2 separate regions of the Mus musculus genome follow, and region 2 is linked to region 1. Evidence: chromatin loops called from intact Hi-C (ENCODE). Cell type or tissue: left cerebral cortex. All regions are shown on one strand. Links, peaks and the distances in the headings refer to the core of each region. The heading gives the core; the rest is flanking DNA.

Region 1 (8,332 bases), core at 191-8,190:
AAGGGGAGGAGTGTGATATAGGTGTCCCCTTTAGGGCAGAGCATGTCAAAGTCTCTTTCTCTGACCTTGACAAGTTGCAGGTCTCTGTATTAATCTACTGTAAGAAGAATCTTCTCTGATGAAGGCTGAGAAATAGATTAATCTATGGGTGTAGCAATAAACCATTAGGGATTGTTTTAATGCTGTCTATTTAGTAGACGACCAGTAGTAGGTTCAGCCCTAGGGCCTATGACCTATTTAGCCCCTTTAACAGTGTCAGGTATGGATTCCTTCTCATGGAGCTGGCCTTAAATCCAGTTAGAAAGTAGTTGGTTAGTCCCATAATAGTCTTGCCACTGTTATACCAGTGGGCAGATCTTGTCTGGTCAGTCAATATTGTAGCTTGTAGGGTTCCTAGATAGTTGAGATTGAAGATTGCTTTTCTCCTCTGGTTGCATGCATAGCACTTCCTAGTTCTCTGAAAGCTAGCCAGTAGCTATTAAGCCTCCTGGTCAGTACCCACTTGGGTTTCTGCATATTTTGTGAGCCAAGTAATGTGGTGTCTTTAACAATAGAATCTTTCTGTCAAGTTATGAAGGGTAACTTATAATGTCCATAGGGTTTGTGGGACTCACCAGCCAATAACTCAAAAAGAGGTTCCCCTTCCTGGAACTGGAGTTTTTTAATCTGCTGGTATTTGGTGTCCAGTTGGAGTATGTCCCTTGGACATAGAATAGCTTCATTTGAAGTGTTTTCATATATGTATATGTGTATGTGTGTGTGTGTGTGTGTGTGTGTGTGTGTGTGTGTGTGTGTGTGTGTATGTATGGATTTCAGAAAGCTTCTGTAACAGCCATTTTTCACGTGGATGTTTTTCAAAGTGGCCGTGATGTTATCTGTCCCTTTGATGTTTGATCCTGTTGTAAACTTGGCTGGATTTAGAACCACCTGAGAGAAGGGTGTTTCCAGAATGGTTTACCTGAGTAGGAAGAGCCATGTTACCCGTGGATGGCAGCATCCCACAGAGTACTGGACTGAAAGAAAAGAGGAGGAGAAGCTTGTAACTGTGGACACAATGTAACCATTGCTAATTCTCTTGCTGCTGTGTGTTCCTGCCCCATCATGAGAGCCATTACCTCATACCTGGAAGCCCCAGTAAACCTTTCCTTTTTAAACTTGCTTCGGTCTGGTATTCTGTCACAATTTGTAATAAGAAAACTAGAAGAAAAAGAAGAACTTCCTTCTACCCATGGACGGAATGAGATTCTGTAGGGCACTTGAGCTTGCGTTTCTACCCATGAGACGCTGGTCAGAGAGAGCCCATATGCACCCAGACTTCTGCCCCCCAGAATTAGGTCAGAATTAATGTCTGTGTCATTGTGAGCCAGCTCACTAGCTGGTGGCAATTTGTTACACAGCAATAGGAACTAACATGTCAGGTAATTCTTCTTGTGCAATTTAAAATTGAGTCCTTTCCTTTCTTCAACTGTCGTTTTTTCAAATCAGAGGGTTGTCTAGTTTTCCTTGGTATCCTTATTAATTACACATCAAAGTCACTTACAATCGGCTGGGAATGCAGATGCGGATCTGTCTCCTGATTCCCCTGCTTCAGAAGGTGGGAGAGGAAGGTGAGGGTCTTCCTCATTAACAGGCTTCCCTAGTGAACCTGATGCTTCCAGCCGAGCTATTCTGTGGAGAAATGACCTTTAGTTTTCCATAGAGCATATGGGGAAGGTGACAAGGCCGTCCTCTTGGCTTTTGTGATTGTGTCACACAGGCCCTCACATCAGGTAGTTACAGGACTCTCTCTGTGTAAGGCATCAGTGGCTCTCCCAGCACCGCTGCATCAAGCCCGTGACTGCCCGTGGCCTATAAGGTGAACACATTCGTGAGCCAAGCCTCCTTGCAATTTGAAGACACCACAGCTCTTCCGAGGTGGCGCTGGAGGCTGGACCCCATTTTACGTCACGGCCAGAAAGATTCAAGTCTTTTACATGCATTTATCTATTTATGTGCACATCTGTGGTGAGAAAGTGCCAAGGAAGGCCGTCTGAATGCCAGGGCCCCCAACGGCTGGCCTTACCAGACACAGGAGGGCTCCGTGGTGGGCTCACACACTCACTAACTCTTCAGCAAATCAGTCCTCCATCACTTAGCTCACAGAGAGACCCTGGGTGGACCTAGTGCCCTTCCTTAAGTCTCTGTGGAAGGATTAGAACAGGTGATAGTCAAAGGTTCTGCCTCTAATCTAGACTTCAGGAAGATGAAAACTAAGGCAGGAGGATAGCTACGTTGTAGCCACTCTGAGCTACCTAGTATTTTGCAAAGAAAGGAAAAAAAAAGAAAGGAAAAAGGAAAGAGAGAAAAGAGGTCGTCGGGATAGCTCAGTGGTTTAGTTATTTGTCGCTAAGCCTGACAGCCCAAGTTCAGAGCCTAAAGCCCAGTGGCAGGTACAAGGGGAGAACAGCCTCTGGAAAGTGCCTTCTGCCTTCTACCCATGTACCGTGGCTTGTGCTGACACACACACACACACACACACACACACACACACACACACACACACACACACACACTCAGTAAATATACAGAAGAATAAGGAAGGGAAGGTATAACTGAGACAGCGTGCTGAGCTTCCAGAGGCTTCTGCACCAGCATAAAAGCAGCTCCTTTGTACTTGCCGATCGCCCATGCTCTAAATCCAGGAGCAGAGGAGTTGGAGCCTGCAGCAAGCTGCCCCTGAGAATGTCCCTGACCCTGCACTGAACACCGCAAGTCCAGAGGACTTCTCAGGCCCGGCAGTCTTGCCTGAGGACCTTGCTTCTTGTTTTGGTGGTATCTTCAGAAGGGGGATGGCAGTGTGGGACAGATCTTGGAGGTTGTCACAGTCCTGGTCAGTAGTTTTAATGTTTGTCCTCTCTCCCTGTTTTCTATTTGTTCTGTGATGACCCGAGCTTATTAAGGCAGTGGGTGGGTTTTCCACAGGCTGGTCTCAGAGGTCCTGAGGAGGGATTTTAATTGCCTGACTCCACATTGAGGGTGTTAACATTTATTAATGTCAGCTCTACTGATTGCCTTTTAACAAGGCAGCCACTGTGTGCAGGAGATAACGCTAGGTTCAGTCCTGTGGGGCCTCAGAGGCTGCTTAGAATAATCCGGTCCAGGGAAACAGAAAGGCTGCCAGTGCGGTGGGGGATGGAGATGCAGGCTGGGCTCTGGACTGGTTGTATGTGGGTGGCTGTACCGATGGAGATCCGGCATGATGATTAACTGAGGAGAACTTCAGTGATGTGTAAAGATTGGAATGTTGCAAGTCCACGGCCTAATTATCTAGCCACATCTCTAACCAAGAGCCACTTTTTGCTCACCTTTGCAGGTGAGCGAACATCTTTGCGGCCACTAGGTAACACCAACCAAAAGGCTATCTAATAGCATCCGCTATCGCTTTCCTGCTTTGCTGTAGCCCGTCCACCAGATGATCCCTCCAAAGCATTTGAAAAGTGTTTTGATTTATGACTTTTCATGACTTTCTTTGTTCTGTTCTATAAGAACTTCATCAAACAGTTACTATGTTAGAATGTAGCATTTGGGGCAAACTCGGGTCTGTGTTCCCTGAGTGTGGTCACTCCTATTTGGTTCAAGAACAAATTATCTCTTATTCCTTTCAGGCTAAGAGCTGTTCTTTTGTGTTCAGAAAACCAGATGGGAGTTAGGCTCCTGCCTCAGGCTTTTCAACTGTGTCCTTGTTATTACAGAGTGGTGAGGGAAAAAAAATCTCTCTAAAACAAACAACCTTGCCTCAAGTATCTTGTTATAGTAACAAAAATAACAAAAGACCATTATAGACTTGAGTCTTTCTTGTTCTTGCCTGGACTTTGTGTATGGACACTGAGTTGGTTGTCATATCAAGTTCAAGCTCCTTGGCCCAGGGGCCTGAACCTCCGTGCCCCCAGGAGCTGAGCCCACCTTTCCTATCTTTCAAGTTGTCTCTGGCCTTCTCAGTTCAGCTAGCACAACCGCCTCTGATTTCCCAATTCCTTTCAAGAGTCAGCCCTGGCTACCCCTTTTCTCTAGCACCTTCCCCAACTTCCTGAGTAGCTCATTCTTGCTGTCTCCTGTCCCTCTGGTCACTCTGGCTCAGGATTTTCGTGTTTCCAGATACCTGTTCTAAGGACAAAAAATACCCCTTTGGTAGGAAATATTGGGAGAAAGAGACAGACAATCATGGGAAAGTAACAGATGCGGTAAGGCTGTGGCATGCCACAGGCTACTGGCAGTGCTGGATTTGCTGAGACAGCTACTGTTGCTGTGATAAAATACCATGGCCAAAGCAACCTGTGGAGAAAAAAAAATTATTTTGGCTCATGTTTAGAGTCCAGCATGGTAGGGAAGGCATAGTATAGTTACAGAAACAGGAAGGTGGCTGATCATATTTTCATCCATACATAGGAAGCAGAGAAGGAGGAACAGGAAGTGGGTCCAAGCTATAAGTCCTTAAAGCCCACCCCCAGTGATACACTTCCTCCGGCGAGGTTCTGCCTCCTTAAGGTTCCATAACCTCCCCAAACAGTGCTACCAGCTGGGGACCAAGTGTTCAAACACATGAGCCTATAGAGGGCACTTCTCATTCAAACCATCACATGCATAAATGCATAGACAATGGGGGCGTTTGAAGGCTGCTCTTAGAAAGCATTCAGGTTTCTTTCTTGAGCTTCTTCCTCCCCTCCTTGAAAACATCTTTAATCTCCTCATCTCTCTCTGAGTTCCCTGAGCCCTGAACCCCTGACATTGCCTGCGTGGGACCACTTCATCTCCTGATTGCTCGTTATTGTCTTTTCCACCTACAGGTGTGTTTCCCCCCATTGGATTGTAATCTCCTTGACAACAGAAACTGTTATTTCTCTCCTTTCCCAAATGGCATCTAATATTGTGCTGGGCATCAAGAAGAGCTGGATAAATAACCAGTTCTGTTCCGAGACCCCCTGCCCTCTCTTCCCATGATGCAAGCTGTTCCAGAGGCATGGAGTCCTGCGAGGACTAAGCTCCAGGGTTTTTTCTTTCTGATGCTCTTCCCCATGGTGTGTGGGATGTGCCATCTGTCTGCTGGGAACTGACATACAAGGGTATTTATACCCAGGCCTGCCACTGCGGTGGCCCAGGGGCTGTCATCTGAGCCTGCAGAGGAAGGCAACTGGGCAGAAGTGGAGGCCAGAATGGATTTATTCTAATGCTGGGTGTGGAATGAAAGCACACTAGACTCAAGATGAAATTTAGTACCTGACTCGCTGGGGGACTTGGAGCAAATCACACTGCAAGCCCCTGCAATAGGCCATAGCCTGAGATTTGTGTGTGTGTGTGTGTGTGTGTGTGTGTGTGTGTGTGTGTGTGTGTGTGTGTGTGTGTGTGTATGTGTATGTGTGTGTATGTGTGTGCCCGTGTATGTATGTATGTATGTATGTATGTATGTATGTATGTATGTATGTATGTGTATTCATCCATGTAGGTGAGTGTGGAGACCAGAGGCCAATGTCAGGATGTCTTTCTCAGTCACCTTGTGTCACTGAGCCTGGAGCTCACTGGCCAGGTGAGATCTGGGAAATCTGTCTGCACCCCCTTCCCCCTCCACGTTCAGGGGTTGTAAGAGTGTGACATACACCTTTCTTTTAATTTGGGTTCTGGGGATCCAAACACAGGCCCTCAAGCTTATGCAAGAAGCATGAAACCACAGGGACATCTCAGTTTCGAGATCGAAATTGAGATTAATTGAAAACTCATGAAGGAGTGAATTGAAGAGCCTTGGGACAGAACAGGATCTCACCACCCAGCCGGTCTCGTCTGCATACCTGCCCGTGAGTCTCTTGTCTAAAGTGCAGACAGAAATGTCTTGGAACTCAACTATATCAGGTGTTGTGACTCTGCTAAACTCTCAATACTTGAATCCCATAGTTACTGACAATGGCTGACAGGGCTCCTGTTACCTCTGTGGCCCTCTGATCCAATCTCCCATCTTCTCCATCCCATGTGTGCCCCACTCAGAATTGTTCCCAACATAGGGCATATGCAGAAGTACTTACCCTAGGCTAATTTCCTAGGCATCTTTTCGCCTTGCATCAGCATCCACTTTGGGATATCACTCACTGTCACCTTCTCAGCAAGCTCTTTGCTGGCCATCCTCTAATGCACTGTTGCCCTTCCCTGCTTGCCTTTTCCTCCTAACACTGACTGCCGGCTACCATAACATTTGCCCATTATGGGCAGCACCATTCCCAAGTCAGGGGCTCCTGAACTAAGAGCAGAGAAGTTAAGGTGAGCACAAGCAAGTAAGTAAGCACGCATGTATCCATCTCTCTCTGGTCTTGACGGTGGATGTACTATGATGAGCTGTCTTGAGCTCCTGTCACCATGACTTTCCCATAGCTATGGGCTGTAACCTACTTTGTGAGCTAAAGTAAACCCCTCCCCCCAAATGCTTTGTTTGACCCTTTAGTTGCTTTTCTGTTAGGGTATTTATCATGGCAGCACAAATAAGGATAAGACACTAGGGTTTGACCCAGTGGATGCTCACCCCTTCCCACTGGGTCTCTGGAGTTGGCGTGTTGCAGAGTAAGGGAGTTCGCTGTGACAAGCAGACCCAGACTTGTTAGCTGTGTGAGCTTCTGCACCATCTTAACTCTCTGGGCACGGGCTGATCAGCTGGGAAGTGGCAGCTTCTGCCGTGTAGGGTGGCTGCAAGGATTAAATGTTATGATTTCCATTTCTATAAAGTCTGTGGACAAGTCCCCAGACCACAGTAAACCGTTGGCTAATGACATTTTCAGGGCAACAGTGTACCGACATCTTGTGTATTTTCTAGGCTGAGACAGGAGTGAGTATAGTTTCAACAACAGCTCTTTCTAGGGACAAACACAATCTTATTAAAGATATTTTATTTAAATTAGTTATTTATTTAATATTTAATAAATAAATATTTTATTAACTATAATATTAACTTGTTAATATTATAGTACAATATGCTGTAATTATCATATATTATAATTTAATTATATATAATGTAATTACATAAATATATTATATTATAGTTATATAAAGTAATATAATATTAATATAATAGTAAATTAATATTTAATAAATAAAATAAATACATATTTAAAGATATTTATCATTTGAAACTTTTATACATGATTCAATGTATCTTGATCATATGGATACACCCTCAGTCCTCCTTAATGTTCTCCCCTTCCAACTTCATGTCCTTCATTTCTGTGTCTAGTTGGTGCTCCTCATATGCACATGGGTATAAGGTTATCTATGGATAGTCCACTAGTGGCCCCCCTGTACTGGCTAGTTTTGTGTCAACTTGACACAGGCTGGAGTTATCACATAGAAAGGAGCTTGAGTTGAGGAAATGCCTCCATGAGATCCAGCTGTGGGGCATTTTCTCAATTAGTGAGCAAGGGGGAAAGGCCCCTTATGGGTGGGACCATCTCTGGGCTGGTAGTCTTGGGTTCTATAAGAGAGCAGACAGAGCAAGCCAGTGAAGAACATTCTTCCATGGCCTCTGCATCATCTTCTGCTCCCTGACCTGCTTGAGTTGCAGTCCTGACTTCTTTCAGTGATGAACAGCAATGTGGAAATGTAAGCTGAATAAATCCTTTCCTCCCCAACTTGCTTCTTGGTCATGATGTTTTGTCCAGGAATAGAAACCCTGACTGAGACACCCCCCCTTTAAGAGAAGAGACTCTCCCTCCTCCAGAACTCACAACTGCCAGCAGTGCCTCAGTGGGCCTTAGCAACCCATTTCCCACCCATGTTAGAAAGAATTTTCCACTGGCAGGATCTTACGTGGGTCTTGTATAGATTGTCACAGCTGCTGTGGGTTCCTGTGCAGCAGTGTGTCCTGTACAGAAGACAGCACCTCCCGGCATTCCTCCTGTCTCTGCTTCTTACAGTCTTTCTCATTCCTCTTCTGGCATGTTCCCTGAGCCTCTGGAGATGAAGATGTCCTGCCCCTGGCTCAGCACACACATTCCCTCACTCTCAGCCCTAAGCAGCTGGGAGCCTGTGTGTTAGCCTGTGCCCTCTGCCATAAGAAGCTTCTAAGTCCAAGACTGAGAGCCATGCCCTTCAGTGTCACCCCACATTTCTGCTGCTATGGCAGGCATGCTGTTATCCTTGCCCCCATTTATGTATGCTCTCATATTCATGAGTATTCACTTCATCTAGGCAGTTTCTCAATTCTAGTTACCATTGTCCCCTAGGCCTCGGTTTTCTAATCCATACAATGGGGCTGATGATCTTGTTCATCTTGCAGAGATATTGAGAGGGCCATCTGAGAAGATATGTGTGGTGGCAACCC
Region 2 (8,332 bases), core at 120-8,119, 95 kb after region 1:
ATCTGAGGCAGTGACAGAGTAGATGACCTATTAAATATTGTTCTTGTACCCTCCTAAAGCTAACTGAAAACCACTAATATAATGCCTGCCCTTGCCTTTAAGAGGCGGCTCTCTGTTGTTCCCTCCCAACTATAGCAGTCGTTTTTAAACACGTCCTTAGAGATTTTCTGAAACAGGATCGGGGGAAGAAGAATGAGTGAGAGGTCTAGTTGCAAAGTCCCCTAGTGTATTCTTCTGATACCCAGTTCTGCAATGGTGACCATGTTCTGTTTCCCGGTCATTTGGTTTGCTAGGAGAGCTCTGCCCAGCTTCTGGATGTCAGAGAATATCCTAATGAAAGCTCAGGTTTCACTAATGACCCCATTCATTGTGTGTGCAAAGAAGTGGCTGTGCACCAACCATAGAGGATGCTTCCTCAGTGTTAAGCCATTTGCTGCTCATTAAGTCTAGGCAAGTGTACAGACTCGAATCTGATGTGGCTTCAGCATACCATGTGTTGGCTTTTTCACATACAAGTTTGAAAGGTCAGCTGCTCTCCGGGGAGTTGAGGGGGGGCTGGGGATTAATTTCCCCTGGGAGCAAGGTCAAAAACAATCAAGATCTCTATTTTAGTTAATATCAACAAGGACAAAGATGCTATTCTGTTTTCCCTGGAAGAGGTGAAGTGCAGATGTTCTAGAGCTCTACTCAATTAAAAATGTGCCCTAGGTGATGTTTTGCTTCATGACAGCTTAAGTTATATTACGATGCTGTGGGCTACCTGAAGTCTTTGTTTGAGTCCTCAGCTCCTATACTGCCCATCCAGTATTTCTATGTCCAAGCCTTACTGATTTCTGGACACTTCTAGGCAAGAGTTCTAGTGTTTGAGTCTCTGACTCTGGGCATCCTTTGCTGGCAACTCTCTGGTTTTGGCTAGTTCGTTCCTTGCTTCAACCTAGCTAAATACCACTGTGTCTGGGTTGTTCCTAGTTGCATCTCCTCTGCTGAGCATTGTCCTGCTTCCCCAGTGACACGTATGTTCTGTTCCCAACACATCAAAGGGTGAAGAGTCTCAAGGAGACTCAGTTGAGATTCTGTGCTTGCCTCAATGACACAGACTGAGTGTGGAGATGCATTTTGTTTATCTTTGTGACCAGCACAATGACTGGCACTTGAGGGACTTAAAGCAAGTGCTCAAAAGAAAAATTATCAATCACTGAAAAAAGAGAAATCGGGCAGTTTAGAAGCATTTTTGCTAACACTAAGAGCCTGGGCTTTGTGGAGACTTTGTTTACTGTCTAATCCCAGTCCTTCTAGCTCCTGGCTTATGAGGCCTGTGGGATCAAGCTCCTTTACTTCTTCTAGCCTCACTTCTTATTAGCCTGCAGATCCTCAAGAATATATTAACTGGCTAATGAAAATGAGGAGCTAACACCTTGATTTGAAAGTTCTCAGCCTCCTCCCCCCCCCATTTGTCCTCTCTCCTTGCCTTCACCTCTGTCCCTCCTTTTGTGCTTAGTTTTCCTCTTCTTCCTCTCCCCTCACATGGTAACTAGAGAAAGGTCTCTTTGAATGGCTGAGACTTGGGGGCTAAGCCTGAGCTGGTTTAGTGGTTTCTGACTTTAACAAGGGGTAAACACTGTGGTCAGGGAAAGACATAGGATGGAAGGTCTTTCCAAAGGCCCATGTTACCTCTGTCTGCATCCCTGAGTAGAGCCGTAGGCTGTGCTTCTAAAAAGAGATAATTGCTTTTGGGAGAATCAAGCAGCTCATTACGAAGCCTGAGGAGTGGTTGGAGTGCATTCCACTTATCTCTTCTAGATAAGGGAGGAATTGATGGAGCTTCAGAAATGAAGGGCCAGCTAGATGAGTAAAGAAAGTATCTCCGTTGAAGTGGAAAGATGGAAAATTCTATTAGGAGTGCTGTTGTTTTGTGCAGAAGTCATGATGGTGGATGGAACTGATTACTGGGGACTGTGCTGGACAGTCTTAGGTTAGTGCTTCTGGGGGTCCTTGGTGTCTTCTGAGAACTTTAATAACAACACTGTAAAGGGAGTTGTGAGAATGTCTCTCAGTCATCGTACCATGATGCAACAGCCTCTTCAAAGAAACCTTGTCATCTAAGACAGCAATGTCCCTTCCATGGGGCCGGTCAACACTGTCTCAGTTCAAAGAGAATCCCAGCCTCTGTTCAGATACCTGGTTTAGTAGAAATCACTATAAACCTAGAGGTGGTGTTGTATGTTCAGGTAGTTTTCTCCTTGGTGGAAACCAAACCACACCATAGTTGATAAGAAAACATAGATGGGATCAAGACCACCTTGGGAACAGGGCTCCAGACTGGGCAGTTTGCATTGCTTAACCATATGCCACTCTCTGCACGCTTCCTCTCTTGCTCCAGTAGACCTTCTCTTCTGTGGACAATTCTATATTAACTTGACGAAAAATACGTGCCCTATACCCATAGCCTGTTCTTTAAGGACTCGTGGTCTGCATGACTCAAAACATTCTGGTAATGTGATTAATAAAATCACATGTTAATAAGGAAATATTAATAAAAGGAAGCTTGAAGGAAGCTGTAGCTGTCTGCTAATAAGGCCAATTTCATGAATGCTAGCACTCACTGCTGTTATTATTTATTGAGAGCATACTGGGATGAGGGTCTCCTGCCAATCCTTTAATCTATTATTTCATATCCTCACTACAAATTTATGAAGTATATACGACCACTGTCATCATTTTTAAAATACTAAAAATCAAAGGACCAGAGTGTAATTAAAGCTGTCTAAGGTGAGAGAGTTAAGAAACAGAATGAATGGACTCTTGCCAGGCTCTTCACTCCTTGATATCCACAGGACATACTGTCCTGGGGTGCCATGAGAGGAGCTTTCGAGAGCTGACCAGCACCAGCTCTGGGTCTCTGGTCCTTGGCAAAGGAGTAGAGGGTTCCAAAGAGCATAGCTAGCTTAGCTTCTGGCCTGGGACCCACTTTGCTGATTGAACAGCCCTTTCCTCTCTTTGGATGGTAAGGAAGGACAATCTGTAAATTTATGTTCTGGATGGAATTGGCAAAGAAAGCTCTGCTTCGGGCTGGCTTAGGGGTGCTGGCCATATCCCACCAAGTTCAAGGGAGGGTTTAAGTATAAAGTCAATGACTGTGCTGTGATCTGCTTTTGTTTTTTTTCCCCCCAACAGAATGTGAAGGTGGGAGAGCTGGTCAAGAGGAGAGCAAGATGTTCTGAGGTCCTCTAGACAAATTTACCATACTTCCAGACTTTTATTGTTCCTCTTACCGTATTGTGGAAGAACGGCTTTTAAAATGGACCTCATGAGATAGAAGAAGGGGTGAGGGATCAGCTTGCACAGAACACACTGGGGCTGGAACATGGTGGGAGGAGGGAAGCAGATTGCCAGCAGAGAGGCAGCTGGAACCATGACGTGAGAATGCTGAGTGCCAGGACAGAAAGTCTCAATACTAGGATGGATGCAAAGTCCTTTTTTTCCTCCCCTCACCCATTTCATACAGAACTGAACATTGAGTTTCCAAGCAAGGGACTGACTAAAGATGTCCTCCCCAGGACTGACCCAGGGTATACACAGGATGTACACAGGCCAAGGTGAGGGAGAGGCTGGGCAGAACCTATGCCAGTGATGCAGGATTGCTTATGTTCCTGCTCAGAAGAAATTGAATATTGACAAGTGAACCTTTAGGACACATTATAGGACAGCAAACCCCAGGGAACAAAATCTTACTCATCTAGTCAAGCCAAAGAGAGCGCCCAGGCCAAGACACTCACTGGTGTGAAGCCCATAATGACCACATAACGTTCTTAATTTCTGCTGTTTCCCATAAGCCCTCTCCAATCCACCTTTTTCTATGTTCCTATAGTCTTTACCATCTGAATCAGTCTTTTCTTTCTTTATGTGTGTGTATGTGTATTGTTTGTATGTGTGCATGTGTGTGTGTGGTATATGTATGTGAATGTATGTGTGTGTGGTATATGTATGTGTGTGTGCGTGAGCGCATTTAGGTCAGAGGTTGACATTGGGGGTCTTCCTCAACTGTTCTTCACCTTACTTTTTTTCATACAGAGTCTCTCACTGAACCTATAGCTCATAGATGTGGGTAGGCTGGTTGGCTAGTGAACTTCAGGGGTCCCCGCTTTCTTCCTCTTTTTTAAGTGGGCACAGAGACTCTAAACTTAAGTCCTCATGCCTTTGTGGCAGGCACTTTACCATGTGAGCCATTTCCTTAGCCCTGGGCACTTTCCCTTATCCATTTCCTGTTGAGATTTGAAGATACGAAGGTCACAGAGGGGACCTAAGTTCTCTGCTTCCTTATGCCGCTTTTCACATGACTGACTTCCATACAAGTCTCACTAGGGCTAATGATGCAATCCAGGGGCTGGGATGCTGACAGCCCAGCTTCCCTGCGATGCTCTCATCTACATCTTTGCTAAGGAACACTTGTCCTTTCTCACACAGCACCAGTGATGGTGAGCTCCCTATTCACTGGGATAGTCCATGTGCTCCTGTTAGAAAAGTGGGTTTTGTGCATTGTATTCATATCTCCTTTCTTTTGATTCCAGCCATTGCTGCTGTTGTATTCTTTGGGACTCCTTAAGATGAGTCTGCTTGCCTCTTGCCTAACAGGTTTTCATATTTGTCCTGGCAGCTTCTCAACCCTCTCTAATTCTTCTCTGCTTCTGCTGCCTTCTGCTGTGTTCAATGTGGTTTGGGGTTATTGAACTTAATCTGGTTACCTTTCTCTGTGAATGATGCTCTCTGCCAGGGTCACTCCATAATACAGAAGCTAAACACGGACCCAGTTCACCAAGCATAGCAAGATAGGCACAAGAACTGGGTAGGCATGCCTTCCCTCATCTGGGCAGCTGCTCGATTGAATGTAACTTCAGAAAAATCAGACTCTCACTGCGCTGGTTGAACCCTGAACCTCTCGGACCTGCCTTCAGAAAGACTCATTTGCTGTTTTGGGCACAGTATTTGCCAGACACGGCCATCCCTTCCCTTTCTTTTAGATCCCGATGTCCCTTGCAGTTTCTTCCTCATGCCTCTCTACTTCCTGAATGATCCTAACTGCTCCCTTTCTACTTCTTTGGAGCAAAAAAACCTCTTAGGGAACCCAGCTGTGCCAGCGAGAACAGGGTAGGGAAAAGATCCGGGAAGACGATGCCACCTTCATCCGCTTCGACTCGCTACGGGATTTGTAGCAGAACTCGATTAAGGCAACCAGCATGGCCAATCCCAGCCCTCCAATCAGGATGTAGAACACGCCTGCCACATTGCTCAGGCTCAGAGCACTGGTCTTGTCCTAAGAGAAGGAGGTGGGAAAGGAGGGGAGGGGAAAGAGGAAAGTGAGTCAAGAGGCTTGAGGCCATCGAGGCAGCAGCAAATTAACACACATACACGCAACCCCACACCCTCCTCAGCGTTCATAGATGGAAATTGCTTGTATTCATTGGCCGCATGTTGGCAACATTCCCCAGGGGAGAGGGGAATGCATGTGTGTTTGTGTATATTTAAATCCTCTGTGATTGTGTTGAACTTTTAATTACACCACTTCCTTCTTTAATGTCTTCTCTGGGACAGGAGATACCACAAAAATTCAGGCCAGATCTGGTAAGATCTGAACCCTTGAGCTTAACTAATTCTTTCAGGAGACCCTTCCCTTTAGCTCCGTGTCTGCCTCATCTCCTCTGTTGCTTGGCAACACGTCAGCCTCCATCATTGTGCATGTCTCTGAGTGTTTTGCTGGGAGTTGGTATTAAAGTGAACTTTCCCCTAGATGTGCATTTGATTTCAATTTAATAAGACAGCTCTCAAACACATAATAAAGGCAGAGGGATGCGAACCTTTAATGACTGCTCTCAGTCCCAATTGAAGGGGAAAACCTGGGAGGGGGGCTTATAGTGTCAGAAAGGCATTGCGCTAGAGTAATGGCTCGATTTAATCCTAATAATTATGCTTAATCGGTGTCGTTTATTTATTTTTTCTATTGGAAGTGCTTGCTAAGATTGCCTATAGGTAGACCAGGGTGGCTGAATTTAGAAATCTCAGTTGCCTGTAGTAAAAGATACTCTGCTGGTTTCAGGGATGCTGAGCCGCAAAGAAGGGTGCTGAAATTCCCAGAAGCCTAGGGAAGAGTATTGCTGTTCAGCAGGAGGGAGTTGAACCCTTCTTGTGAAGCCAGTGAATAGAACTGGTGTGGGAGACTGTCCCAGAGTCCTGTCACATCCTGTGAGCTTTAAAAGTGAGGGGAACGAAGGAGAACCCCATTTCAGGTAGTGAGAACACTAGCCCAAATTGCTGTTCACGGTGGAAGGTAGTGTTGGAGGAAGTGAGGCCACCATTCCACCTAATGCTTGACAAAGGCGAAGAATGCCTTTTAAGTCTCGGAAGAACGCTCCTCCCCAGTTGTTATGACGGCTCCTAACACCTTCTTTTCTGTCGTTTTCTCATGTGAGAATGTTTCATTAAATCAAAGTGAAAGGCATCTCTCAGCTTGCACTGGTACTTGGCATTGATGGCTGATTGGTGGCATGGGGTAGGATGCGTGACCTTTACCCTTCTGTGTGTTGCTTTTCAGGTGGGGGTCCAGATGAGCAATGAATGATAGAGTGCTTGGTCCTAGTTGCTGTTCTGATATCCACCCAAAAGGATCTGGGCATGTGGAAAGGGATTTCTTATCTCCAAACCTTTGCCCCCTTTCTACTTGATGCAGTGTATAGGGTCCTTGGTGGTTGAACGTGGGAACTGCAGCTGGCTTGCCTCTCTACCCTGGAGAGAGCCCCAGCCAGCAAAGCCATGGGATTATCTACAGCAATCCCAGGAGAGGCTTTTTGTGAGTCTATGACAGATGATTCTTGCAAAGAGGTGACTTTTGGCAATGCTTAGCCTGGCTCTCTAGGCAGTGGAAATGATTATTCAAGGGAACAACCTTTTTCCTGTTTGGGATAATGGCCTGAGAAGAGAACTGTGAAAAATGGGTCCAACACGTGGTTCAGGAACTGGTAGAACATGCGAATTTCCACTTGCGTGACTCTCAGAACGCTCAGCATATATCCCTGCTTGTTGTCCAGAAGGTGTGTAGTTTATAGAACTACTTAAGAGAAATTCCTATAAAACTCTCCTTTCTGAACAGGGCCGAGGTTGGGTGTGTTGGGGAGACATCTTAGAGCATCACCAGATAGCAGGGACTAGATAAGAGTGATGCTCAGAGAGAGTCAATGAGGGCGAACTGGGAAAGAAGGCAGGAGGTTGCCAACTTTGCAAGCTCACTCATCTTTCAAAAGCTTAAGTACAGCTTACACTGTCCATAAGTTAGGCTAGCTTATTCTTCATAGTCTCCCCAAGCTTGATTTGGCTGGAGAGGTATTCAAGGATAAGGGAATGGTGGGTGCACTCTTTTGTTACTATTAACTTTGTACTGTAACTGTATCTGACTCCCTGGCCACCACTTAGGGTATATCTGTGAGACAGGTAGGGTTAGATCTTTGTGTGGAAGTGAGGGAAGAGTGTGTTCTGTGTAACTATAGAGAGAAGAGGGTCCAGTCACTGGGCATATGGTTGTTTCTGGATTAGAGAGCTTTCCTCCTTACTCTTCTTTCTTCACTGGAATTAGAGATTGAACCCCAGGCCATGATTATCTATCTGTCTGTCTATCTGTCCTATGTATCTATGTATCTATGTATCTATCTATCTATATATGTATGTATGTATGTATGTATGTATGTATGTATGTATGTATGTATGTATGTATGTGTGTATCTGTCTATGTGTCTATGTGTCTATGTGTCTATCTATCTATCTATCTATCTATCTATCTATCTATCTATCTATCTATCTATCTATCTATCTATCTATCTATCTATCTATCTGGTTTTTCCAGATAGGGTTTCTCTCGGTACAGTCCTGGTTGTTATGAAATATGCTGTGTAGACCAGGCTAGCTTTAAACTCATAGAGATCTGCCTGCTTCTGCCTCCTGAGCACTGGAATTAAAGGTGTGAGTTAACACCTGATTACCCTTCATTTATATTTGTTTGCTTGAGACAGGCAAACAAATTTGATATAGCCTAAGCTGTCTTTGAACTGAGTGTGTAGCCTAGGCTTGTCTCCACCTTCTGATTTTTCTGCCTCAGTTTTGGAAGTTCTGGGATTATATGTGTGTATCACCAGTCAGCTCATCTACTTATGGCCTAGAGAGATGGCTGCACGTGTGAAGACAGCTTGATGGTTTGCTTCCCAACTATATATCCCTTTTGGTGGACAAGTGTCATAGGCCCTGGCATGGCAGTGGTGTGGTTTTAGTTTAGGTAAATTTACATTTAGGC

The links. Peaks named below come from ENCODE experiments on the same cell type or tissue, not always from the same donor. Only the 100,000 strongest peaks of a DNase experiment are listed, where the experiment ranks them.
Region 2: a loop joins it to region 1, with 5 times the contacts of the local background. A loop is called at or near these places in 2 of 42 quality-filtered maps.

Annotation. Positions count from the first base shown.
Region 1 is chr11:57,409,726-57,418,057 of GRCm38, reverse strand. No RefSeq gene overlaps it. Among named protein-coding and RNA genes, the nearest start is that of Fam114a2, 100 kb to the left of the region's middle. In left cerebral cortex, for the core only: no CTCF peak of the experiment used is centred there; DNase peaks (open chromatin) are centred at 4,660, 5,079, 5,528, 7,723 and 1 more place; H3K27ac peaks cover 1,373 bases.
Region 2 is chr11:57,314,645-57,322,976 of GRCm38, reverse strand. Gria1 (glutamate receptor, ionotropic, AMPA1 (alpha 1)) reads right to left here. Exons shown (of 16, transcript NM_001113325.2): 15 at 5,177-5,311. Among named protein-coding and RNA genes, the nearest start is that of Fam114a2, 200 kb to the left of the region's middle. In left cerebral cortex, for the core only: a CTCF peak has its summit at 6,768; a DNase peak (open chromatin) is centred at 3,404; H3K27ac peaks cover 231 bases.